Regions from separate parts of the Homo sapiens genome. Here regions 1, 2, 3 and 5 are each linked to region 4. A link is a loop called in an ENCODE intact Hi-C map of the cell type or tissue named here. Cell type or tissue: heart right ventricle. All regions are shown on one strand.

Region 1 (5,000 bases), 83 kb before region 4:
CATCATCCAGATCTTATGTACATTATAACTTCCAATGAAAAAGTGCACTCTTCCTAACTTTTTTTTAAAAAAAGTGTTTGTGTGTCATTTGTTTTGGCTTTGTCTCATTCTATAACCTAAATAATTCTTAGTCAACCACATGTACTCTCCATAGATTATATTATCAGGTACAGAGATTATAAAATACATCACTTCCAGTCTTAAGAACTTGATTGCTCATTATTAAATAGGTGGAATAAAGCACCAATGCAAGCTAGTACTGGGGAAGGAACCCAGCTGTGGTGTTCTAACAGACATGGGTTTGAATTCTGGCTCTACTGCTTAGTTTTCTGGTCATTTCTTTGTCTGTAGCATAGGGATAATAATACTGATCTCATTAGGTGCTCGGTTGTGTTATTGGTTGTTATAAGAATTAAATGAGACATTGGTTTCATTCACTTATCAAATATTTATGAAATGTCTGCTATATGCATAAAAATACTTAACAAAGAGCCTAGAATATGGTATTTAATCGCAGTTGCAATTATTTTGGCTTTTCTTCCATGTCTTGATTCAGATAACTGGCCTTCTGCTATAATCCCTTATGCCAAAGTCCTTATCCTGATAACACATCTAAGCATTTCGTCATTGCCCATGACATTCCTACCACCGTGGCTGTAGTCCTGCTCCAAATCACTATTGGTGCCCAGGAGTAACTGTTGACTCTTGCCTGCTTTGTCTGTTGCCCTTGAGTTAGCCATCACTGGGTTTTGCCCACTATGGAGTTTCTCTGATGCCACTATCTCTGCTGGACTTTGGGTACCTATCCAGTTCTTATCCCTCAGCTTGGGCTTGGCCTGACAGCTACCATAATTAGATTTGCTCTTATCTCATTCCTTGGAGAGGGGTCTCTCTCCAGGTGCCAGCCCTTACCGGTATTCCTCCTAATGTCACAGTTAACTATGCCACATCTAGCTCTAAGGATTCACGCACTGATGGCAGGGTTGACTTACTGATGGCAGTTACAGATGGCATGTGACCACAGCCATGTGTGTGATGGAGATACATGGAAAAGGATGAAAGTACCTAACTATCATATCAAAAATATAATTATAGAAAAGATGGAGATTAGCCCAAAGAAGGTCAGAGAGTATTTTAAGGGGGTGCAACATGGTATCTGTAAATGCTTGGGAAAAGACGATGATGAGTTGTTTTGCTAGGCAAAAGTAAGAGGTTTCAAAAAAGGTCAGGTAGCTATGAAGTCAGTCAGCTAAGGAGAGTTTAATGATTGCCCTAGAGTAAGAGGACTTGGATTAGAGTATTGGCTCTGCTATTTATTATCATTATGATCTTGGTCATTTCTAGTCTGTCAACATCAGTTGTATTACTCATTTAATAAAGTGAAGGAGTGGAATTGTGCTACATGCAGCTGAAAAACATCAGCTTGGGGTTCTGTGGGAGCCAACAAATTAGAGAAAGGTGGAGTTGGGACAAGTGGATTGTGGGATGCTTTCCAGAAAAGAGGATTCTCAAGAGAATGTTTAAATCTAGGTAGAAATTCACCAGAGAATGGAGAAAAGGGAAGATGCTCTGGCAAGGGTCAGCATCATATGCGAACTTTCAGGCATGAAAGATTAGCAAGTTGGAAGAGAAAGAATTAGGACCATGGATGCCAAATCAGGGTGGCTGAAGGACATACAAATGGAAATATTTAATGGGATTGGTGGCTTCTGCTTATTGAGTTCCTGTTAATTTTTAATTAATAAAGCAAGCATTAATTAATGCTACATTGTAATAAAATTTCCCCTTGGATAACACATTTTTTTCATTCCAAATATCCTGTTTACTAAAAGCAGATATCTACAGCAATGCACTCATGATAAATTTTAAAAATTCCCATCAGTAATACTTTAAATAATGTTTACTTTTACTGGATGCTTATACAATTTCTATTTGTGTGTGTCCCCAACAATCTACAGTCTTTCATATCCAACAGCAAAACTGGCCATTCTCTGAAGAGATTAAAAGCAAATTATGGGCTTGGATTCAGAACTTCAGTTCCGCTAACTAGGATCCAAATGTTCTGGAACTCATCACAGTTGGCTTAGAATTGTTATCACCTAGGAACAATGTTATTACTTAGGAAAAGAGTTCAAGTAGAACCCTGGTAAATCTGGCTCAACAAATGGACCGTGCTTTATGGAATTTTTGTTGTTTATTATTACAAATGTTGTTGTTACTTTGATCTGAATAAGATGTTCTAAAATAAAATTTGTCTCTGTGTCCAACAACAGGTCCTGGCATACTCAATCAGCAGAGTTTCTGTTTGTTTTGATTTGCAAAGGAAAGCCATGTTGCCACATGTCTACTCAAATAAATTACCACCACCATCTACACTGACTCATTTAGAAGGAGCAAGTCCACAAAGCAAAAATTATAATATATATTAGAAAGTATTCATGCCAAACACATTGAGAATGAACAAATGTCTCATTTTTCTCCTTGTTTTAATGATACCATCTTTTGACTTTTACCTGCATCCCGAGTCAAGCACAAATGTGGAAATGTAGAGTCACGCAAAATGAGAGGATGGGGGTGGGGTGAGGGCAGAAAAGGCCGGAGAAAAGGGGTGGAGCAGGAAAGGCATGGGTTAGTTTCTCTAGATAGGAATATAGGCACAAAACACCCCTGACAAGGGAATTTCAACTTGAAAGACTATCTTCCCCAGCTAGGTGGCATCTAGAACCCAGGATTGCCATTCAGAGAAAAGGAAAAAGAAAATAAGAGGAACAGGAACATAACGTTTTGTCCCTAGGACACAATGACTTGTTTCTCTTTAATAAATGCATGGGTTTAAATATGGAACCTTGTATTTTATAGTCAAAGCAAATGAAACCCTAAGATAAACAGTAAAAATGTTTGTTGATTACATGTTACTGCAGCTTTTATGTATATTGTGTAAAACAAAACATGGATATTTCATGAAATGCTTCAAGCACAACTTTCTAAGGAGAAACAACCATTTGTTCTGACACGAACTGCATATCCAATAGGTGACAAATCCTGTAGCATTAACTTTTTTTCTTATAGAAACAGCATTAAGTGTTTTTTGGGAAATGAAAGAATTACACTTTCCCTACCTCTCTGCCCCCTGCTTTAACATAGAACTTACTGGATAATCCACATGCAAGAAAAGCATCTCTTGCCTACCAAGGTGCTTCCCACCTATGCTGAGAAAGGACTTGGCCCTGCCCTTGGCCTCATCTTCTCTCACGGCTGCCTGCCTCCTCTGAGCCATGAGCTCTTGAATGTCTCAGCCTTTGTGCTTTCATCTCTGTATCCCAGAACCAAAAAGGAGCCCACTAAATATTCCGTTTTGACTCAATGAACAGAGAGATGGATAACTTCAGACTACAAGTGATGAAATACGTAAATAAGATTACAACTAAAATATATAGTTTACAAAGCACTTTTAATAATCTGATTTATACTCAAAATCATGGTATAAGGTAAACATCTCCTATCTGCATTTTGCAAATAAAGAAACAGAAGCTCAGAGAGATTAAGTAGGCTTCCCAAGAGCACAGCTGATGAAGTTGGCGAGTTGGGATTTGAACCCAGTTCTTTCCTAAAAATCCATGTCATATGCCATAAAATGATGTTTTGGTCAACAATGGACCACATATATGATAGTGTTTCCATAAGATTATAATGGAGCTGCCCTATACAGGTGCACTCTTTTTATCTTTTTATTTTTAGTTTTATTTTTTTGAGACAGGGTCTCACTCTGTTGCCCAGGCTGGAGTGCAGTGGTGCAATCATGACTCACAGCAGCCTTGACCTCTCTGGCTCAAGAGATCATCCCGCCTCAGCCTCCCGAGTAGCTGGGACCACAGGTGCATGCTACCACACCCAACTATTTTTTTTTTTTTTTTTTTAAGAAATGGTGTCTTATTATGTTGCCCAGGTGGGTCTCAAACTTCTGGGCTTAAGTGATCCTGCCTTGACCTTCCAAAGTGCTGGGATCAAAGGGGTGAGCGACCTCACCCAGCCTATCTTTTATACTGTATTTTTACTGTACCTTTTCTATGTCTAGATGGACTTAGATACACAAATACTTACCATTGGGTTACAGTTGCCTGCAGTATTCAGTACAGTAACATGCTGTGCAGGTTTGTAGCCTAGGAGCAATAGGCCATACCAGATAGCCTGGGTGTGTCATAGGTTCTACCATCTAGGTTTGTTTGCAAACTGTGATGCTCGCACAATGATGAAATTGCCTAAGGACACATTTCTCAGAACATGTCCCCATCATTAAGTGATGCATGACTACTTTCTACTACATCCTGCTGCCTCTGAGAAGTATTATACACAATGAGTAGAAGGTGAAAAGATTATATATTAAAATTCAATATATATATTGAATTTTATTCAAGGTGAATAAGAAAGCAGTCTGTTTTCAAAAAGTTCAGAATATTAATGATATTTCATGAATGCCCACATTCATTTAGTTTGTTATTTTTTTATAATAAAGGAGAAGAACCAGCAATGCAAGTTTTATATCGCAAGAGAGTTGGCAGTGTTTTATTAACCTTCCTGCTCAGTTGCCTTCAATGATATAATTACTGCTATTTATCAGTCTGTGCAGTTTTCCTGAATTACAGCCTAGAGTTGTGTAACTTTCACTTATAAAGAAGAAGGCTGGAGGGTGCAAAATATTCTATTATAATCCTATGAAAATATTTTGTAAAATATGTTTCCCTTTTGCAATCCCCTAATTATTTCTTTTCCTGCAGTCTTGTCTTAAACTCATTGACAGCCGGAAGAACCACCAGCACCTTTGCTAGCAAAGGGGGAATTAGGGCCATCAATGCATCCAGGAGGGTGTCAGCAACGTGGTCTCCCAAGAACCAAGTGAGCAACAGCTGCCTGCTGCCGTCTAACTTGCAGTTGAAAAGAACTCAGTGTGGCCCTGTATTCCTAACTATCCAAACACTGGGAAGAAGAAAGCCTTTGCAAGT
Region 2 (5,000 bases), 260 kb before region 4:
ATAATTGTATCAGATAAAATTCTGTTAGTGGTTATTTAAACTTATGTGAAAGTTTAAAAAAAATTTACTTAATGAGTAATATTATTACTTTATGTCACAACCATTGCTTGCTTAACATACAGTTTTTCCTTAAGCTCAAGGTTATCGATCCATTTGATTTTTTTCCTTTCAGCAATGTTCCAATTTTGAAAATGATCTCAAAAATGATTTCTACCCCTTTTAGAAGAAAGAATACAATGGGTTACATTTCTGGTCTGGTAATTCTCTGAGAGTCTTCATGCAAATAATGAGAACTTGCAAAATGGGCAGAGATAAAGAAAAGAAAACTTGAAGTGATTAGCCCCATGGTGCGTCGCTGTTTCTTGAGCTTTTCAAATGCAAGCCACCATTGTTCAGATTAATAAAATTAGCACATTCCATTTTGGCCGTAGAAGCTGGATAAGTAAATTACTTCATACTTTCCATTAAACTCTAATTTAAACACTTTGAAAAGAAAGTATAAAAGGAAATTTTAATAGGTACATTGTTTTCAGATGTCTATATCCTGTTTTTTATTAGTTGATTGGACTTGACCCACATAAAAGTAACATTTAATTTCTCTAAGTCATGTATTAGACATTGGTCAGAGAAAGAAAATGAAGAATAATATGATGGCTTCTTAGCTTTTATTATAACTAAATAGAAAAATATCTGAATACTGGACCACTAAATTAATTTTTAACTTGGTTTACCAAGAGATAACTTAATAACACAAAAGGCTTTACTATAGTGAGTTGCCCTATGGAAGTTAAAAGAGAAGGCAGAAAACTATAAAGGCTATATGACTACATATAGATTATATAACTTGATATTTATTTTCCTGAACTGAGAGTTGATCTTTTTTTATTAGCAATTCTAATCAATTGATTAATCATTGACCAGAGGAAGAAAACTAATAATAAAATATGCTGGTATGAACTAGTTTATTAATAGTGGGGGAAGAGATGTGAATACCTTAGAAAGATATTTAGAAGCTAGAATCATTTAGGCAGGGTGTGAAATTAGAAAGAGATGGAAGAATGAAGGGTGACTCCCAGCAGAAAGCACACTGCAGGAAGACCAAGTCCAGTCAGCAGGGTGTGTTCAACTTGAGTGTAATGAATCTGAGGGACTTGAGGGTTAACCCAGTGGAGATGATTGTTGGGGAATTAAATATGAGTCTGAAATTCAGGTAAAGAAAATGTGTTAATAAGCATGACTTAAATGCTTTAAATGTGTTAACACAAAATCATATATGATCACAGCATAAAGAGGGATGAATTCTGTGAATATCAAAGAAGGCTACAGAGAGAAGTTGGTATTTGAACTTGAAAGATAGATAGGATTCCAGTAGTTGGAGAGAAGAAAGGATATTCCAGCTTAGGGCAATTTCATGTGCCAAGATTCAAAAGCTTGAAAGTGTTTGTATGATCAGGAAATGTCTGGTAGAAGAAAAAGCATAGAATTCATGAAGATAATGAGTATTCATGCCCAAAAGGAAGATCATTGCCTAGTAATATTTTGATCTCATTCTTAAAAATCTTCATTCTATTCTCGAGGGGCAATTGGGATCCATTGAAGATTTTTGAGGAGGAAAGAGCCAGATATTGGAAATAAGATGTTGTAGACAGAAGTAATTGGGTTTGATTGTTGATTTTATTTGTGATTGACACAGAAATACAAATCAAAGATAATACTGAGGCTTCTAAATCGGAAGGGTAGAGTTGATGAAGGTGCAATTAATTAAGAAATAAAGCACCGAGGAGAAGCACACCTGGATGAGGGGACTCTTGAGCTGAGGCATGGTAGACCTCTAAGGTGGCCCTCTGGATGCAGCTCCGGAATCGTGCTAGCGGAGATGGAGATTTGGCAGCCTGGGTCTTCAAAATCAAGATAACTGTAGTTAGAGGAAGGAGTAATGAGAAAAAGGAAGATTAAGGACAGAACCTTAGGGAATATGTACACTTAAGGGAGAGGCAGAGGAAGAGGAACTAGAGGGGAAGGCTCAGTGACCAGAGACACACAAACAAGAACCAGGAGAGGGCAGTATCATAGAAGCCAAGGAAGAATGGTATCACCAAGGGAAGGAGAGGATTAGATGCTTTGAAGCTGCCCTGGAAGACCAGCACTGAGAGAACAGACCTTTGGAGCTCACAAATACAAGGACATAGCTGAGCAAGAGGTCACAGAGAGAATATTTTTCATTGAGTGATGGGTTGTATGCCAGATTGCAAAAGGTGAAGAAGTGACTGTCAGATGGATCACACACTGCAGCATAAGTATAAGCTTGGTGAAGTTTGTGGATGATAACTAAAAGAGAAAGTAAGATTGAGGAACGTGGCTTTGGAGGGCAAGGCAAGCAATTCATTGAGAAAAATCTCGTGTATTAAGGAGAGTAAGGGCATTGTAATAGACCAAGGTTAACACTTTTGAACAAGGAAGATTATGAAGGTGCCCAAATTAAAAGCTTTCTAATGATGTGAGTGCACCGGGATCTCATGAAACTCTCATAACATTCTTCCATCCCTAGCCCAGAGTCTTGGGAATGTCTCTCCTCCTTTTAGAGCCTTTATCTTACATCCACATTCTGAACTTTCCCCCTTTCTTTTCTTTTCACAGACTATTTAAAATATACTAATGTCTCCTCATTTATAAGGGATGTAGCCAAAGTAATTTTGTGTATTTTTAACTTTTGGATTCTTTTCCGTGTCTATGTGTGAGATGATAATTGTGAAAACTGGACTAACTAGATCCCAGGGAAAATGAAAAAAGCATATCCTTTACACATATAATGATAGTAACAAAATCAACAACAATAATAAATACAACTACAGCAACAGCATCAGCAGCTGCTAAGATTTTCCTTACTTTGTGCTAAAAGAGTCCTAAGAGCTTTACATGGATGATTTCATTTGATCTTCACAACTTTGTGATACAGGCTTTATTAATGTCTACATTTTCTAGATGAAGAAACCAAGGCTCAGGGAGGTTAAGTTGCCCAAGGTCATAGAGCTTGGGAGTGCTCAAACAATATGACAGAGACCAATAACCATACTTTCTAAAAGGTCATTGTTTTAATAATAAATGGTTATTCCAGGCTACGGTGAGTTTAGAAAAATGATTTGGCTTGAGTAACTTGTTCTCCAATAGAAAATGTCATATTTTCAATGATGCAATATGGCAGGCAGCACAATTTATTGTGGAGGAAACTTTTTAAAGGTCAATGAGGAACTGCTCTCCCTATGTCATAAAAGTCCTAACAGGTCACTGTGGAGGTACTCTTTTGAAGGCACTGCTTTTCTTTCTGCAGGCAAAAGGCAGGCAGTGTTCAAGTGCAAGAGCTTGTGTTTTGGAAGAGGAGTTGTTAGGGGAGAGGAATGGCTGTGATGAGGCAAAGAAGTGTGTCAGTAAACAGAATAGTGGAGGACATGAGCCATGCAAATCACATATTGGAAAAAAGCATCAATAAGGAAAGATGGAAAGAGGACAGTAGTGCCCACTTCTCTGCGGTTTCACTCTCCAGAGTTTGAATTTACAGTGGTACAGTACAATAAGATATTTTCAGACAGACTGCATTCACATAACTTTTATTACAGTATATTGTTTTAATTGTTCTATTTTATAATTAGATATTGTTGTTAATCTCCTACTGTGCCCAATTTATAAGTTAATTTTATCATAGGTAGGTACATATAGGAAAAAACATAGTTTATATAGGGGTTGGTACTATGCACAATTTCGGGCATCCACTGGGATGCCTGAAATGTATCATTATGTAGGAAAGAAAGGATTTGAAGCTTCCAACTCTGCAGCTGCCCTCTTCTCGGTCCCACTTTAGCCCCTTTACTTTGTTAACAAGCCCATACTTGTTAAGTGTATGGACACTGAGAAACCCATTCACATTCTATTAGTGGCTCTTGAGGACACTTCAGGAGTCTCTGGGTCCAAATCCCAAGAAATAACTCCAATCTACTTCTTTCCCTAGGGTCACTCTAGGTCAGGGCTGATCTCAAAATGCAGGTGAAATCAGTTAGGAGCACTCTGACCATGATTTATAAGCAGTCAGTCAAGGGTCTACAGTGAATTGTTCCCATCTTCAGCGCTCTGAATTGCACACTTTCTGCATTCCACATTTTGATTATCTTCAATTCACCAAAGTACACCTGATAATTAATTCATTTTATTTTAGCCCAGTCTAATTCTTGTTTTCTTCTTGCATCTCTGCATGGACCTTCTTTGGCGTTGAAATAATTTGAAATTGAAAGGTTGTATAATTTTCTGATTTCTTGGAGTGTTTTTTGAAAGTCAAAAATATTTTAGAAACAAATGTTTTTGGTAATTTGACTTTTAGTACTATCAATGATGGTACCTTATATTTGTATAGGCATTAATAAAATGCAAAGGTATAGCATATCTATTACCTCATTTAGTCTCAATTTCAAGTGATAATGGGAATTCTGTCCCTCTGGAGGATCAGATTCTCAGCTCTTTGTCAGGGAATTAGCAAGGCCCAGCCATTTCCACAATATCTTCATGTAGCACAAGAAAATTTTCAGGGCTGGAAATTACTTTATAATCTATGTTGTTCTTCTTTAAAACATTAACTCTTATTTGTTTTCTAATGAGTTTATGCCAACAAAGCATTTTTTTTTAAGTTTGAGGGCTAAATATTGTGGATATGTTTTGCATATTTACATAATTTCCTAATTTCTTGGAGAGTTTTTTGAAAGTCAGAAACATTTTAAAAACAAATGTTTTATACTTTAAACTGGTCTCACTTCAAAGATTTTTGTAACATCATGGAACATTTCACTTCGGTAATTAAAAATGCCTTTGAGTTTCAGAAGAACTAGACAGTAATAAAACTATTAGCTGTCTACTTATTTTTGACATTCACTTCATTCAAGTAAATCTGAATGCATTTCCACTAATTGCATTTGCAATTTACCAAGTAGGAGTTTGAGAGAAAATATTCCTAGGCT
Region 3 (5,000 bases), 120 kb before region 4:
AAATAAAAGTTCTGTGCTAGTCCTACCTGGAGGAACTCAGGACTGCAGGGACAGCTGAGAAGAAACAGGTAAGGACACTGAACTCTGGCTCTTTGATAAGTGCTCCTCCGGCAGTATCCCCAAAGCATGGAAGAAACACAATGGAAGAGGAATCCATCCAGCCACTGGGATTTGTAGAAGGATTAAGGAGGAGGTGACATCTGAGTACATCTGAGTTGAATCTCGAAGGATGAGTGAAGAACAAAAAAATTAGGGTAAGGGCATTCAAGAACAGCTAATGTATAAAGACGTAGAGTGCAGTGAGACCAAGAGCTTTCAAATGGGACTCTTTTTATGCTGAAATTCAGGGAAGGGAAAGAGAAAACCTGAACTAAATCAGTTACTCAGGAGATAGAGAAGTGGGGGAAGATTGAAGCAGCATAGGATGTATGGAGGTGTTTCAGATGTCTTCTAGATTTCTCTCTCAGTCACTAGATGGGTGGTAGCACCAGGTGGCTCACATAGGAAATAGAGATGAAAGAGCAGGTTTGGAAGGAAAGTTTTGGAGATACCCATCCGGAAGGGAAACAATACATGGCCCTAGAGTAGAATCATTCATTTACTCTGCAAGTATTTACTGATCATAACTGTCTGGGACTGTTTTAGGCACTGAGGATGCACAAGCAAGTAAGACGGACAGGGCCTCAGCTCTTATGGAGCTCACAGTCTGCCTGGGAGACCAACCACAAACAAACAAACACAATGTCTGGAAGTGGAAGCGCTATAAGGAAAACTAAACTGGATGCCGTGAGAAGGAGCTATTTTGGTTGGGTGTCAGGGAAGGCTTCTTGAAAGGGCTCAGGATAGATTTGGGCTAGGACAGTAATGTAATTATAATAGTATTGTTGTTGGAAGCATAGGTTAAGTCTTTTCTATGTGCCAAATGGATTATTTCATTTAATCCACAATGCAATCGTCTAGGGAGGTACTACTGAGAGGCAGAAACATATGCAGAATCAAATGGGACACTGCCTTTAGCCACACTCTTAACCACATATACTTTCTATCTATAGCCTGTCAGGCCTTAAGAAGGACCATGTGAGGCCATCTGTGAAAAGGAGGAACCCAGGGGAGGGTGTCGCCTGACAGCCACGAGACAAGCCTGTGTCAGAGGAAGGAAATGGGCTACAGTGTCCAATGGTCCATGCACCCTGGAAAGGACAACAATAACTGGAACACGTTGTTAGATTTAGCAACCAGATGATTATTGGTGACCTTGGCAAGATCACGTTCATTGAGGAAGGGAGGAAGCCCAGATTGCAGTGTTGACAGGGAAAGACTTCTCTTCCCAGGGACACAGGGTAGAGGCAGTGGGCTTTAGGATGGCTGCTGTTATTTTAGTTTTGGTTTATTTAAAAGCAGGGTGAGACTGGAGGGTTGAGCCTGTGGAGAGGCAGAGATTGAGGGTATGTGAGGGAGAGGAAATAACCAATGTAGCAAAGTACCTGTAGGGACAAGAAGGGAAAGAAAGCCCAACACAGGTGAGGGACGTGGTCTCGGGCTGGAAGAGCAACACCTCTTCCGCTGCGATGGGAGGGAAGACAGTAAGCAAGAAGGTAGGTAGGGCTAGGGGGTTACCTGAGTTCTTTTCTCCTAATAGGTGATATTTTCATCTGGTGAAGGCCCCACAGGGGATGCTACCTAAGGTTCAACTTTGAAACAGATCTTGGGGAGAATGAGAGCGGATGCTGTACAGATTACTCCAAGTAGCCCTGAGGTTCCTGTTGAGGTTGGAACACTTGGCATTTGTGGCGGCTCCATCTGCACAGCTGTGTGGTTTCTTCCAACAGGGCCAGCAGCCGGGGCTGGCAGAGAGCTGGGCCATGCTGGGTGGCACACACTGCTCAGCCGGCACCTGTTCCAGGCAGATCATTTCCGTCTTTCATCTGGCTTCTCTTGGACAGTCCTCAATTCATGGGCCATCCAACAGCCAGAACTAAACAAATGTGCAATTCCAGAATTTAGTCTTCAAATTAGTCATTTAAGGAAAACTCCTAATCAATGGCATCTGAATATAAAATATGTGCTAGAATAGAAAGTAGTAGGGGCCCACGCTCTTGAGAGCTAAATGATCACTGAAATAGCTTGAATGGTTATGTTCTGTTCCCGTGTATATAATGTTAAAACTATTGCGTCTGTTTGATTCAACAAGAGGTCCCTTCTAAAAGTCAAGTATACAGCTTTCCTGGGAATGTAATTGATAAACATTTTGTTGTTACACTGTATAGCAGCCACTTTAAGACAACAGGAGTCTTGTTCTTTGCAGAGCATTTTGTTACCTCTGCATGCATACAAAGCAGAGGATGGAATCAAAAGGGTATTTGGCTTGTGTCCAGAAAGCAATCTGGATTAGTCTATATAACCGGCTGTCACAGTTTCAAGTCCGTTTCTGATCCGTGACTTATTGCTTCATAACTGACTATTTCAAAGATTTACCAGGATTCTACAAAAAAAGTATCTCATTACTTTCTAGCTCATTCTGAGGTATGTTTCACTAGTTAACATTTTTAAATATTTAAAGTAACAAAATAAGACAATAAAGACTATTTCTTACCATCATCCCTGTCATTCCCATTTTCTACCAACAAGATAAACTGATGGAGGGAATATTTACTAGAAGTGTAGCAGAAGTGTAGAGGGAATACTTTAGGTAGAGGTTAGTTTGCATTCCCTAAGTCAGTAGCAATTTATATAATAGAGGAAGGACTGAATACTTTTAATTTTCAAACTTCCTGTGGAGCACCTGGAATTAAAATGAATATCTGATTAAATTTTGGTTCTTATGTGGCAGCTTGGTACAAAGACATTTAAAAAGAAATGAGATTCAAGCAATTTTGCAGATTCAATAATTCAGAAATTCCTTTTGAAAAATTTGTTCCCCTCCCCAAACCTGAGGTGTAAGGCATTAATCACATCTCTGAATTAGTTAAATGTTGTCACAGTTACTTTCTTGGAAGACCTCAAAGCACTTCAGAAACAAAACTTTGTGAACTGCAGGACACCCCGAGGCCTGAGACAGTATTGTCTTCTCCTTATGAATGAGTTGAAGTCCAGGAAGTGGGCTTGGACTTCAGTGATGATGTATTTCTTAAAGAGCCAATACATTTCCTTCTTTCCTTCAGGAATCAGAGTTAATTTCTAACTACAAGCCTACTTTACGTTTTTGGCTAAAATACCTTAAAATTCTTCTATTTTCATATTTCACTTCTTCATAATACGTACTTCTTTCACTGCATACAGATTGTAATGCTTTCTCAAAGTATGTAAATCTATTTTAGGTAGGTTCCTTATGGTTTGACCTGAATATTTTAAAGTTATTTTTCTCCTCATAATGGCTATGCAATGGAAATAATATTTTGACACTTCAAACCGTATTAATTTAATTGTAGTTTGCAGCCAGATAATTATTTCATTGAAGAAATCAGGAAGGATTAACATAATGTTCAGATCACCAATATTGAACATCAAAAGAATGTCAACCTAACCGAGTAGCTGACTTCAAGTAACTTGAATTTAGGGAAACTGGGATGAGTTATGCTCTCACTGTGGCATATATAAATTTTTGTTGTTGTTGTTGTAGTTGTGAAGGTGGTAGTTTCTGAAACTGAAAAATAAAGGAAAGTATCAAGAAATAGGAGGAGTATGGTCCAGCCCCTGATTTCTGGGTAAAACTGGAAAAGAAGCTGGAAGCTCCTTGAGTGGGGGGCCGTGGGGACCAGGCTGTCAGGTTGGGCGAGGGAGGGAAGGGGAAGCGCGCTCCTGGAAGGAGTGGGGCGCGAGGCAGCCAGGGGGAGGGCAGGGGAGGGAGGGGAGTGGAGGAGCGCCCAACGGAGGGGAGGAGGGGAGGAGAAGGAAAGTGGGAAAGGAGTAGAGGAGTTGGCGAGCGCAGAGGTTAATAACCTAGCGCGGCGTTTCTGGTGGCCAGGCATCCCGGTCCTCGCGCGTGGCGCAGCCTCCCAGCGCCGGACCGACCCATGTCGCGCCCGCATTGGGTCCCGGGACCCCGGCGGGAGTGCCGCGTCCGTCCTTTCCAGTCGCCGGGAGTCTGAGTCGCGGGCCACGCGGGAGTGGCGGTGGAGAGCCCGCCGGTCGTTATGAGGACGGATCTAAAATGACCAGCAAACGGAAACCTTGCCAAACGCAGCTCAGGAGATCCATCAGTGAGCAGTTGCGGGACTCCACGGCCAGAGCCTGGGATCTGCTGTGGAAGAACGTCCGGGAGAGGCGGCTGGCAGGTCAGTGCCCCGGAGACGCCGCGACCCACGGGGGCGGGGGAGGCGCCGGCCCCGTAGCCCGCCCGGGCCCGCCGCCCTCCTCTGCTCTGGGCTCCAGGGCATGAGTTTCAGAGCCCAAGGCCGGGGCGAGCGGGCTGCGGGCACCACCCTCCCTGGGCCGGGCCCCGAGCGCCCTCCCGCCGCGCCTCCCGGTGGGTGTGGGCTCCGTGCCGGACGCGCGCGCTGACAGCCAGGCCTGGTGCTCCATGCTGGCGGGCCGCGGGACGGGTTACCTGGAGGGGCTGCCCCCGGGCGGCCTTTTAGCCTAGGCTGTCCCCTGCTCCGCTGCCATCCCATTCCACCCCAGTGAATAAGTGCCCAGACCAAGTGGCCCTTCGCGAGGGCTGCCCCTTCCCAACTTCGCCTTCTCCACGTGGGACACATCCACTGAATGCGCGGGAGGGAGAGTGAATGCAAGGCAAGGAGCACGTCCGAAGCGCCGCAGACCAGCCACTCGGGGGTAGAGGGGGGGATGTGACGGGAGACAGGTGGACGGTAGTTGGTGCAGGTAGCTGGCTGGCTGTCCGCAGGCCCTGCCAGCTGTGAAAGCAGGCTTTCCTCCCTTTGAGGTTGCAAGGAAAGGCCTCCCTTTGGGACTCCATTGTCCACGAACCACAGCAAGAGAGGAAGTGATTGTTTTGAGCCAGGAGGTCCTTAAGAATCCTTGCGTGGATCAGAAGGCCGCCC
Region 4 (5,000 bases):
TAAAATGACACTGAATCATGAAACTGTTAAAATCTTTAAAGTTTCAGGTAAACCTTAGTCATCTGGAAAAGTTATGGGAATGCCCCGGACCTGCAGTCAGAAACAGAGACTGCAGTTTGTGCCCCAGCTTTCTCCCTGCTGGCCATGTGACCAAGGCCATTCTTTAACAGTTAGTTTTCTAAGATGTGGGTCTAAATAGAGCTCCAAAGTGAGATGGTAAATGTGAACGCATGCCACAAGTTTTTATTATGTTACCTTCAACTCAAGATGATGCGCATGGCCCAAACCACAACTCCCCCAAATCTGCCCCTCCTCCAGTCCCTCATTCATAATGTAGGGTTCTCTAATGCCCTAGCCTGCAGGGCAGTGAGGCCAGCCTGAGTAAGCCCTCATGTGTGTTATAGGAGTCCCAGGACTACGAAGCACCAGAGCTCATACCCAGTCTAAAGAAAGCCACTCAGCCACCACCCATGTGCCAGGCCTGAGCCTCGTCTCCCTGGTGCCTTGTGCAATGTATGGCACAGTGAGAGCCTGGCCCTGCTGTCCTGAAAATCTTCACCCTGTCCAGGGCCTTATGCACCGATGGCTGCCAAGTCAGCAGCTTGAGGGCCTGACCAGCCCCTCATCTCCACTCCCAGCCCATTGCCATTGAGACTTTCTTCACTGTGTCTCACCCTTGAGATAAACTTGAAGTTACAACTGTCCTTTATCACTCACTCAGCCAACTGAGGAGTGTCCTGAGATGCAGGACTTTAAGTTTTAAAACTGGGATGGTAGGTCATCCTATATATAGCCCAACTTAAACTCTATCTCCTTCTAAGCTAGTGTCCCAATCTCTCCAGTTGGAAATAAGTATTATTTTCTCTCTTCTTTATATGCCCACAACATTCTGACTATGCCCGTATCTTGGCACTTCACAGGTATTAGAGTTCTTTCCCAAGTGTTTCTGCTTCCTTCACCAGGTTCTTAGCATCTTGCAGTTATGGTTCTTCCATCCTCCTCAGTGCCTCGCTGGCACTTTGCACATCAGGGGTACTTAAGAGTACTTTGCATAAACTGAACAAATTAATCATTCAAACATAAAATGAGTAAAGACCGACCTTACGTGTCATAATGGACTAAGTAAACAGTGTTTTAGAAGAGATAATGTGATTCTCAGATGAATCAACATGAGGATAACAGGAAATAGGCTGAGATTTCAGCAAAAGAGAATTCTTGTGCATCAGAAAGCAGCCCTTGACCGGAAAGGGTGATGAAAAAAAGTGGATATAGCTTACAAAAGAAGATTATGAAAGCTCCACTCTCAAAATCATTCAGCAGTATCCCAGCATTCATGAATGTTTGTTTAAAATGAAGATTTTTCTGAAATAAAGGGCTGGGCAAAGTAATGTTGGAGGCAGTGTTCAGGCAGGCTGCCTCCAGGAAACCCAGGGTGCCAGGATGAGTATTCTCCCTATTTCTACCAGAGCAGCCACGCCTCTTCTTCTTTCTAACCAAGGTAGGATGTGCATGTACTGGCTTTTTCCTGTCCAAGTTGTGGCTGTTTAGGTTTAGAAGTCAAGAGCGTGACAGTAAAACTAACTAGCTGCAGATGATGATCTTATGTTGCAGCTGAATACTTTTCCAATACAAGATTTATCTGGGGACATAAGACTCAGTGAATTACCATTTGCCATGGTCTTCACTGGAGAACGATGGCTACAATCTCCTTCTTCCCCATGTGGACTGACCATCTGCTCCCAATAATTGCAAATTCGCTTCCAGGCCTCATAATGTCTCCCTGTGTTCTTGCTTGTCTTTGAAATGCCTCAGGCAACTGCTCTTCTCTCCAATGGAGCAGCCACAACAGCTGTGGGATTCACTAGGGTTTGTCTCTGCTCCATTTCTGGCAGCAGGCAACCACCACTAAGCCACTCTCCAAAAAAGCCTGCAAATTGTGAACCCATTAAGGTTTAACTCCTGGGGGACAACAAAGAGAGCTGCCTTTGAATGTGAGCTCTGTGTGCCTCACTGAGGCTTCTGGCACAGGGGCTTGTCCTCAGGGCCAGGGTGATGCGTAGGGAAAGTTACAAGCTTCTGAGGGAATATTTTCACAGGTTTTCCAAACAAAGGGTTCTTTCTTCCAACCCCATACAACTCTCTTCTGATTGCTAATTAACCAAAGCTAGTGAAAAACAGGCCATTTCTGTAAATAGACTAGAAGTAGTGTGTGTGTGTGGTGTGTGTGCACGCGTGCACTCGCGTGTCCATGCCTGGCACGGGTGATGTGACTTTTAGTATTTTTCGTCTTTGTTTGTGTTTGTTCAAGCAGACCATGAAATGAATGAAAGTCTGTTTTGAGTTCGACAAGAGATAAAGGGATGTTACAGGGCATCTTGTCCTTCTGGTAATTTTTCCAGTGCTCACGCAGTCTTGCGGTTGTCCTGGCAAATCGAATATGTTAAGTGTTTTGCTTTAAGTTGCCCTCTTTCCTCTTAAGTTGAGAGTTTCCACAGTCTTCACCATAGGGTCGGTTTTGGTCTGTGTCATCTCAGTGTCCTGGCCGTATCTCAACTGTCTTCCCCTGTTTACTTCCATGGAGTCGCTATTTAGGAAGTCCCTTTTCAGCCCATCTGCCTTAAATCACTGCATTGTTTACTTTCCCACCAAGGAGTTTTCCCTCCGTTGGTTGCATGCCTTTTAGATTGAGTATGCATTTGAAGATCTAGAAGCCCATACAGGCTGCTGGCAATTTTTATTCAGGCTGCTTCACCACTTGGTGCAGTCTTCCACCTAGTCAAAGCCTGCCAGAGTCTGCTGGCCTTTTGGAATGGTTGCTGAAGTCTTCAAAGCCCTACTTCTTTTAACTTTGCTTTTGTGGTTACATATGAGTAGTTTCATAAGTTTTGCAATTTGGTATCTTGGAGTTTTGAAACAATGTTGCATTTTGATTATTTTATCCACAATTATGATACTTACTGTGAGGTTACGTACCAATTAGATCCTTGTCTTACTCGTGTCTAATCAATATTTCTTATTTGTTTTAATTCTGGCCTTTTTGGTTATCAGACTCTACGTGATGGGGGAAAAAAGCTCTTCACAGGCCTCTAGTGGACATGTAGTGGAACTGCAGAAATCTTGTATTCGAAGGTGTAAAACTGTGGTGTGACCCATGTCCGAATTAGCAATCACAAACATGTTATTCATTTAGTATTTAATTTAAAGATAAATAGTATGCTTGGAAGCAAGGAAGATAGGGATACTGGTGGAATCAAACTCTTGGTTGACTAACCACAGAATATGACCAGGTTGTCCACTGTCGCCTGTTGTCCTCTGAACTGAGTTTCTTTCACTAAGGAGTCCACACAGTCTCTGTTTTATAACAGGAGCTCAATTTTAACTTCCAAAAAAAAAACACTGTAAATGAACTGTACTCTTAATTCATTTTTTATCAATGATTTTTATGAAGAATGCCTGATATTTTAATAGATTCATAGTTTAAATAAGAAACAATCAGTATGAATGTTTCTTCTCAAAAGAGTTGAAAATAATATGTCTCTATAAAGAAATACATGGGGGAGTAATGTGGTCCAGAGGCAACCTCAGCCTTCGCCAGAGGCTGCAATCCACCAGAATCCACTGGGGCTCCCTCCCAGCCTTCAGTGATTTTCCATGAGCACTCCATGTACTCTTCATGCTTCTGTGCCATGCTTTTATGTTGCCTTTGCCTGAAATAACTCCTCCCTTCCACCACTTCCCCACCTGGCAAAATTCTTCATGTCCTTACAAATCCAAGTCAAATGTTCTTTTTTATTTGCATCTCCCTTCCCCCACCACGCAACTGTTAAAAACTGCTCTGCGTTGTTTCGTTTTACGATCGCACATTCAATCTATCATTATGTTCATTTGTAAAGGGCCTGTCTCTTTCTTCTGATGGGCTTTGAGCTTCTCACATGTTGTCAGGATGGTGTTGTGCTTTGCAGTATTCTCCTCATCACTTTAACCTCAGTACCTGACACAGCTCCTGGCATCTAGTAAAGACTTTTTCAATTAACTGATACTCCTTATGGTGCTTGTCCTAGGAAAAAATGGGAGTGAGGGAAGTGTGCCTCATTTTGTCTTTGGTATCTAGGTTTGCATCCAGCATCTTGCCTCCCTGTTGTACCCCCTCCATAGTCATGTCCAAGTTAAAGTGGTCCTAATACCCTAAATTACCTTTTTCAGGGTATTTGGAGTATAAACCTTATCTCAAATTTAAAATGAAATGCTTTGCCCTAGTGTTAAACAAGAACAGGAATTTCAAGCAATTAGGCTGATGAGAGAGTAGTTTGGGGGAATGGAATGCCTAGCTCTAAATATAGAGTTAATGACTGTCTCTTTTCCCTAAGAATTGGACTAGCTTCACTATTTGTAGAGGAAGTTTCCATGCCTCCTTTTAGATTTAACTTACAAAGTATTTTCAAGGTATTGATATGGAAAGTAGTTCTGGAACAAATTAGGTATCTGTTTAAATCCACATATGGTTGAACTACCTGGGATCGTATTTTAGCTATCTATGAGGACATTGAGATTCTGATGAGTCCATCACTGCCAGCAGACCTTGAACTAAGATAGAAAAGACTAACGATGGAACTTTAAGGGAATGGCTTTATGGCTAGAGATCTGATGTTACTTCACATCAGAGGGCTGAGCAAAGCTCGCAGGTTGTAGATGAGACCAATTCAAAGCAACTGGTCACTGAGGCATTTTGTTATGGCCATTTAAAGGTTAGGAATGAAGTTTGCTTTGCTGAAAACACTCAGTTTGGTTTTGCTTAATTTTCTCTGGGGCAGAGGTTCTTAATCTGGTGACTTCTCTTTAAAACTTCAGAAATTATAAGAACGAATGAATATACATATGCCATATGTTTAATGGAGAGAAATGTGTTAAGATCCCTAAAAATCTTTAAAAACAGTTAAGAAGTACTGTTTTAAGAGAAAGATAGATGTTTTATAGTATGAGTCAAGTTAATAGACTTTTTA
Region 5 (5,000 bases), 310 kb before region 4:
TCCAGCCTGGGCGACAGAGCAAGCCTCCATCTCAAAAAAAAAAAAAAAAAAAAAGAGAAAAAACAACAAAAAAACAAAACCATGCACCTTTCCCTGATTTAAATGATTCATCAGTAATTATCCAAATACATGGTACTAGCCTATTAGGGAAATACCATGGTTTTAAGACAGTTGTTCTCAATCTTTTTTTTCTTCTTTTCACGAAGGCCCATTCAGGCTAGAGCAGAGAGGGGGAAGCTTACATCCAGTAAACAAAATAGCAGTGATTTAAATAAAACTGAGACCAGAAAACCGACTGCTTTCTACATTTTAGGAACTGATTATCATAAACATAAACTTATCTAACAATATCTGTATTTCTATTTGTAGCAAGCACAAAAGTTACAGTGTGCAGCACACTTTAATCACTGCGTGATTTAATTACTGTGTCAATAAAGGCAGTGGCACAGTCAGAATTTGACAGAATTGAGAAAAGTCCTGCTGAAAAGATGAGACAAGTTCTGAGATGATCATTTTTTATAATGTAAGCACTGTGTACATTTATAAATGGCACGGTAGGGATGGGAGTGGGCTGGGGGTAGAGAATTCCGTAAAACAAGGGAACTTGAGGAAATGCAAAAGACTGAAAAAAACCTGGCATCTTCCAAAGGGTAAAATTAGTATGATTGTTTAAACTATTTTGTCCTTAATTTTAGTCATTTCTAATTTAACAGCTAAAGAACAATTACTGTATAATAACTGAAATATTTAGTATACTTGGTATTACAGCACCCTCTATCACATGATCATATACAGAATACATTTCTATGAACTGGTTGCTTTAATCTGTGAACATTTATGTAGCTCTCTACTGGTTCTAGGGTTTAGTTTACTACTTCCCATCCACGGAGTCAAAAGGACTACTAACTTGTGCAGGCTTAGTATCACCAGTATATTTTAGTACCGTCTGTCCTGCAACAGCAAAAAGCATTATTGACAAAGCAATCCTGAACTCTAAATTATTCCAGGTGTGGTCCTAGTACCAACAGCATCAGAATCACCTGAGATTTTACTAGAGCTACACTAATCCAGCTGTATCCTCAGACCTTCCCTCCCAGTTATAACCTCTGGTGTTGAGGCCCAGCAATCTGTTTTAACAAGCCTTCTAGAGAATCTGGATGCATGCTCCAGTTTGAGAAGCATTACTATAGGAGAAATACAATCAAAGAGTCAAGTTAACATGTGCTATCTAAACTCTAAAGGAAATTTGTTTCATTATATATTTTGATATCCACAGCACCATTCCAATAAAACATTTAGAACAACTCTGTTAGTACTCCAAGATTACAGGAAAAAAAGAACATTATTAAAGGAAAATGTGTTGATTTTACTAACTTTGGGGAAATTACTTTTCCTTTCTCTGATTATCTAAAAGAAACGTGACATGCAAACGAATCTACATTGAGCATTTCTGAGGCTACCTTTCTGAAACTTCCATGGCCTATTTTAAAGCAAATTACTACATTCTGCTTCTCGATGGGTTCCTAACATACACAGCAGGCTTTTACAACAGCGCTTTAATAGGCCAAAGGAAACAAAAGCTTTTACAGCAGAGGCCAATGTAAGCCACAAAGCTCGTGTCATCTTCCTACCAGGCAATTAATACAGGGTCCCAGTCCTCAAAGATTAAAGAACTGATACGGGGAAGACTGAGAATGACCCAGCAACAACGCATAAGGAAGCAAAAAATAAAAGGACGCCGTTTCTTCTGGACTTAAAACTAGAGAAAGAACAGTTTCCGCTCCATTTTGGGTTTGTAAAGCTCCTCCTACAGGCAGCTTCCGCTTCAGAGTCGCCACAAAGTCCCTCCCGCGCGGGAACTCGGCGGGGCGGAGACTCGGGTCCCTCCCCGTCCAGGGCGGGAGAAAGGAAAGCAGGGGCCACGGTTTCTCTGGAAGGTTCCGAGAGAAGGGCGCGTGCCACCTCCGCGGGTGGCGGGAGACTCGGCACCAGATGGCGCTGCCGCACCGAGAGCCAGAGCCTGGGCCGCTGGGGAGACGGGAAGAGGCGTCACCGGATCCCTTCCTTTGCGCTCGTTGCCGGAAATGTGCGCTGCAACCAGCCTCTGGTCCCGGATATTAAGACTTCTGGAGGGTTCCCGCGTGAGGGCGGGGCCAGAACCGGAACCGAACGGCGACCGACGAGCCCCGGAGCGGAAACCCGGGGCGGCGCCAGCGGGCCCTGGTTGCTGGTGCGCGCGCCTCGTCTTGGTGGGAGGGCGAGGGGCGGGGTCTCGCCGTGCGCTTGCGCACTTTGGGGACGTAGGCGCGGTCTGCGTGTGCGTCTTTTTCAATGTTTGCACGTTTGCTAGGCAGGCAAGGCGGAAATGGTGGCGTAATGGGTTTTGTTTTAAATCCCGCCCACGGGGTTTGGGTTTCTGGCTGTGAGTCAGGTTTCTGGAAGGCTTTATGGAAAATTAATGGTATAAGAGGTAAAACTGGATCTGTACTGTTTTCTTAGTCCTTAGCGATCCAAATGCAGTCTGGGTGCGGTCTCAGTGCTAAGATGGACCCAGCCTTCCCCTCTAAATCTTAGTGAACCGGCTTGATCCCCCGGTCTGTTCATCTTTCAGTGTTTATTCTGAGAAGGTAGGGGTGTCACAAGGAATAAAAAAGGCACGCAAACAAATAGACTACTCGTGTGGAACCAAAAACATTTTCAAATTATTTAAGAAAGCATGTCTTCGTGTTTTTTAAACTTTTTAGCAAGCGATTCTCTTAAGGAGTTTAGTTTTTAATTTTTGTCGATACACAGTTTTATATTCTGTGTTTTCTGGTGTGGCCTTGGTCTTTTATCAAATTTTAAAGGAAAGCCTCTTGTGCAGATGTGTTACAAAGAAAAATTTTGTCATTTTTTCACTTTTGAATTTTGGAGGACCATAGTAGTTTCTGAAAGTGCATTGGCTTTGTTTTTAGATGCTGCAAGGAAACAACCAAGTGTGTTGCAGAAATAAAATCTGTATGAATCTGCATCCGCTCCGTTTAATTTTAAACTAATTCCAAAAATGTCATCTGTGCAAAGTGCTCAGTTCTCCTGGAAAATTTCTTCAGCCTTGGTAAACACTTTTATCTGGATTTCAAAGCTCTTTGCAGTCCAGGGCCTATATAAAAACAATCCTTGTAAAAGCCAGAGGGAAAGGAATACAGGCTTTTAAGTAGATATTTTGAAAGAAACAGCAGTGGGCCGGAGGATATAAGAAAGATTGTCCGAAATTGCCAAATAAGTGTATTTCATTGTTTTTTGCTAAAACCGTTTGATAGTCTGGGTAGTTGGTACTGGAAAAAACGCTGCTGTGACGTGAGGAGTACTATGGCACCTGTTTATGTAGAAGTTAGGGGGATATTGCAATATCATTCAAGATTGGTCAGAAATAGGGCAAGAAGGAGGCAGGATATCCAAAGGGGAAGAAAAGGGGAAAATGTTGGAAGATACTAGAAAACACGTGAAAGAGGTCAGAGCTGAAGCTGTAATAGGTCTTCAAAGAGTGATCTGGAAGATTGCAAAATAGCTTTTAGACCCTAAAATCAAATGTGTGGAATATGGAATCAGTTTATTTCATCATTGCATACTTCAGCTTTGGCTATATCCCATTTAGTTGCTTACTTTTTTTTTTCGACTTTCCCATCTTTCTCTACATCGTATATAACCAACCTTAAATTGAGGGATTGCTTCATTTTGCTACCATTATACTATAAAGTTACAGTAACATAGCCCTTCACAGTTCAAAGAGTACACATATATTCAGAAATAGTGGCATTGACTCCTTTGCAAATATCCTCAACTCTTATCCCTCACTTTTAGCACTTCCCTGGCAAAACTCAAACCATGGATGAACTCCTGCATGCATTTATCTTTTCTGAGCTTGGGCTCAGCCTGTTAACTGTTGGGTGGACTAGTGTGATCTCACACCTAAATTGGCTCTGCATATTGATCAGCTCTCCTACTCCTTTGCTTTACTGACTTTGCCCTTTCCTTCTGTAATCCAAATATCTCATTCTTTTCCTTCCTCAAATTATCAACTTCCTCAACTAATGACTTTGCCTCACACTTTATTGAAAAAAGAATTGTGAGCATAAGCCAAGAATTTTTGTGTATTCCCACCATCGAATCTATTTGTGTCTGCACTCATCAAACATCCTTGTATAGGAACCCCCTTTATACATGGTATTGCTTTCCATAGTTTCAGTTACCAACTGTCAACCGAGGTCCAAAAATATTTAATGGAAAATTTCAGAAATATAAATTTTAAATTGCTAGAAGTTCTAAGTAGTGTGATGAAATCTCATGCTGCCTCTCTCTGTGCCTCCCAGAACGTGTATCCTCCCTTTGTTCAGCATCCACTATCACAGTTATCAACTATCACCATATCACTGAGCTTGGATTCAAATAACCTATATTTTCCTTAATAATGTCTCCAAGGCCCAATAGTAGTGATACTGGCAATTTGGATATGCCAAAAGAAGCCTTAATGTGCTTCCTTTAAGTGGAAGGTGAAAGTTCTCGACTTAAGGAATCACCTAAGGTCACTAGGAACCAAGTGGTTGGTAAGAATCAGTCTTCTATCTGTGAAATTATGAAGAAAGAAAAAGAAATTCGTGCATAATATATTTAGGGTAGGGTACTCTCTGAGGTTCAGGCATCCACTAGGTTCTTGGAACATTTCCCCTGAAGCTAAGGGGGAACTACTATAGTTTAAAAGGGTGACAGGTCTTTTTATCAAATGCCAACACTTGCTATTTTTAGTTTTTAGTTTTAGCCATTAAGTGGGTATATGTTCAAAACTTTTGCCCATTTTAAAACTAAGTTGTTTGTAATTGAGTTGTAGGAGTTATTTACATACTATGCGTATGACTTTTTTGTCAGAAGTATATGTTGTGAATATTTTTCTCCCAGTCTGTGGCCTGCTTTTTCATTTTCTTAAAAGTGTCTTTTAAAGAGCAGCTTTTGTTTGTAAGTTGTAT

What was found. Hi-C counts contacts between places; a loop is a spot of excess contacts. Peaks named below come from ENCODE experiments on the same cell type or tissue, not always from the same donor. Only the 100,000 strongest peaks of a DNase experiment are listed, where the experiment ranks them.
Region 1: a loop joins it to region 4, with 4 times the contacts of the local background. A loop is called at or near these places in 14 of 110 quality-filtered maps.
Region 2: a loop joins it to region 4, with 4 times the contacts of the local background. A loop is called at or near these places in 15 of 110 quality-filtered maps.
Region 3: a loop joins it to region 4, with 3 times the contacts of the local background. A loop is called at or near these places in 10 of 110 quality-filtered maps.
Region 5: it touches region 4 in a loop (12-fold over the local background); 66 of 110 quality-filtered maps call a loop at or near these places.

Annotation. Positions count from the first base shown.
Region 1 is chr13:33,310,047-33,315,046 of GRCh38, reverse strand. It overlaps a transcript of STARD13 not described here. Among named protein-coding and RNA genes, the nearest start is that of LINC02344, 23 kb to the left of the region's middle. In heart right ventricle, a CTCF peak has its summit at 2,723; no DNase peak of the experiment used is centred here; H3K27ac peaks cover 451 bases.
Region 2 is chr13:33,485,106-33,490,105 of GRCh38, reverse strand. It overlaps a transcript of STARD13 not described here. Among named protein-coding and RNA genes, the nearest start is that of LINC02344, 150 kb to the right of the region's middle. RefSeq lists an enhancer at 46-622. In heart right ventricle, a CTCF peak has its summit at 2,050 (motif pointing right); no DNase peak of the experiment used is centred here; H3K27ac peaks cover 1,210 bases.
Region 3 is chr13:33,349,564-33,354,563 of GRCh38, reverse strand. It overlaps a transcript of STARD13 not described here. Among named protein-coding and RNA genes, the nearest start is that of LINC02344, 17 kb to the right of the region's middle. In heart right ventricle, a CTCF peak has its summit at 3,032; DNase peaks (open chromatin) are centred at 1,143, 4,133, 4,273, 4,393 and 1 weaker place; H3K4me3 peaks cover 1,850 bases; H3K27ac peaks cover 4,688 bases.
Region 4 is chr13:33,226,835-33,231,834 of GRCh38, reverse strand. All of the region lies in intron 1 of STARD13 (StAR related lipid transfer domain containing 13), which reads left to right. Among named protein-coding and RNA genes, the nearest start is that of STARD13-AS, 48 kb to the left of the region's middle. In heart right ventricle, a CTCF peak has its summit at 3,090 (motif pointing left); no DNase peak of the experiment used is centred here; H3K4me3 peaks cover 1,173 bases; H3K27ac peaks cover 4,773 bases.
Region 5 is chr13:33,539,825-33,544,824 of GRCh38, reverse strand. It overlaps a transcript of STARD13 not described here. Among named protein-coding and RNA genes, the nearest start is that of LINC02344, 210 kb to the right of the region's middle. RefSeq lists enhancers at 1,709-1,818, 1,919-2,018. In heart right ventricle, CTCF peaks have their summits at 1,755 and 1,980 (motif pointing right); a DNase peak (open chromatin) is centred at 2,144; H3K4me3 peaks cover 2,618 bases; H3K27ac peaks cover 5,000 bases.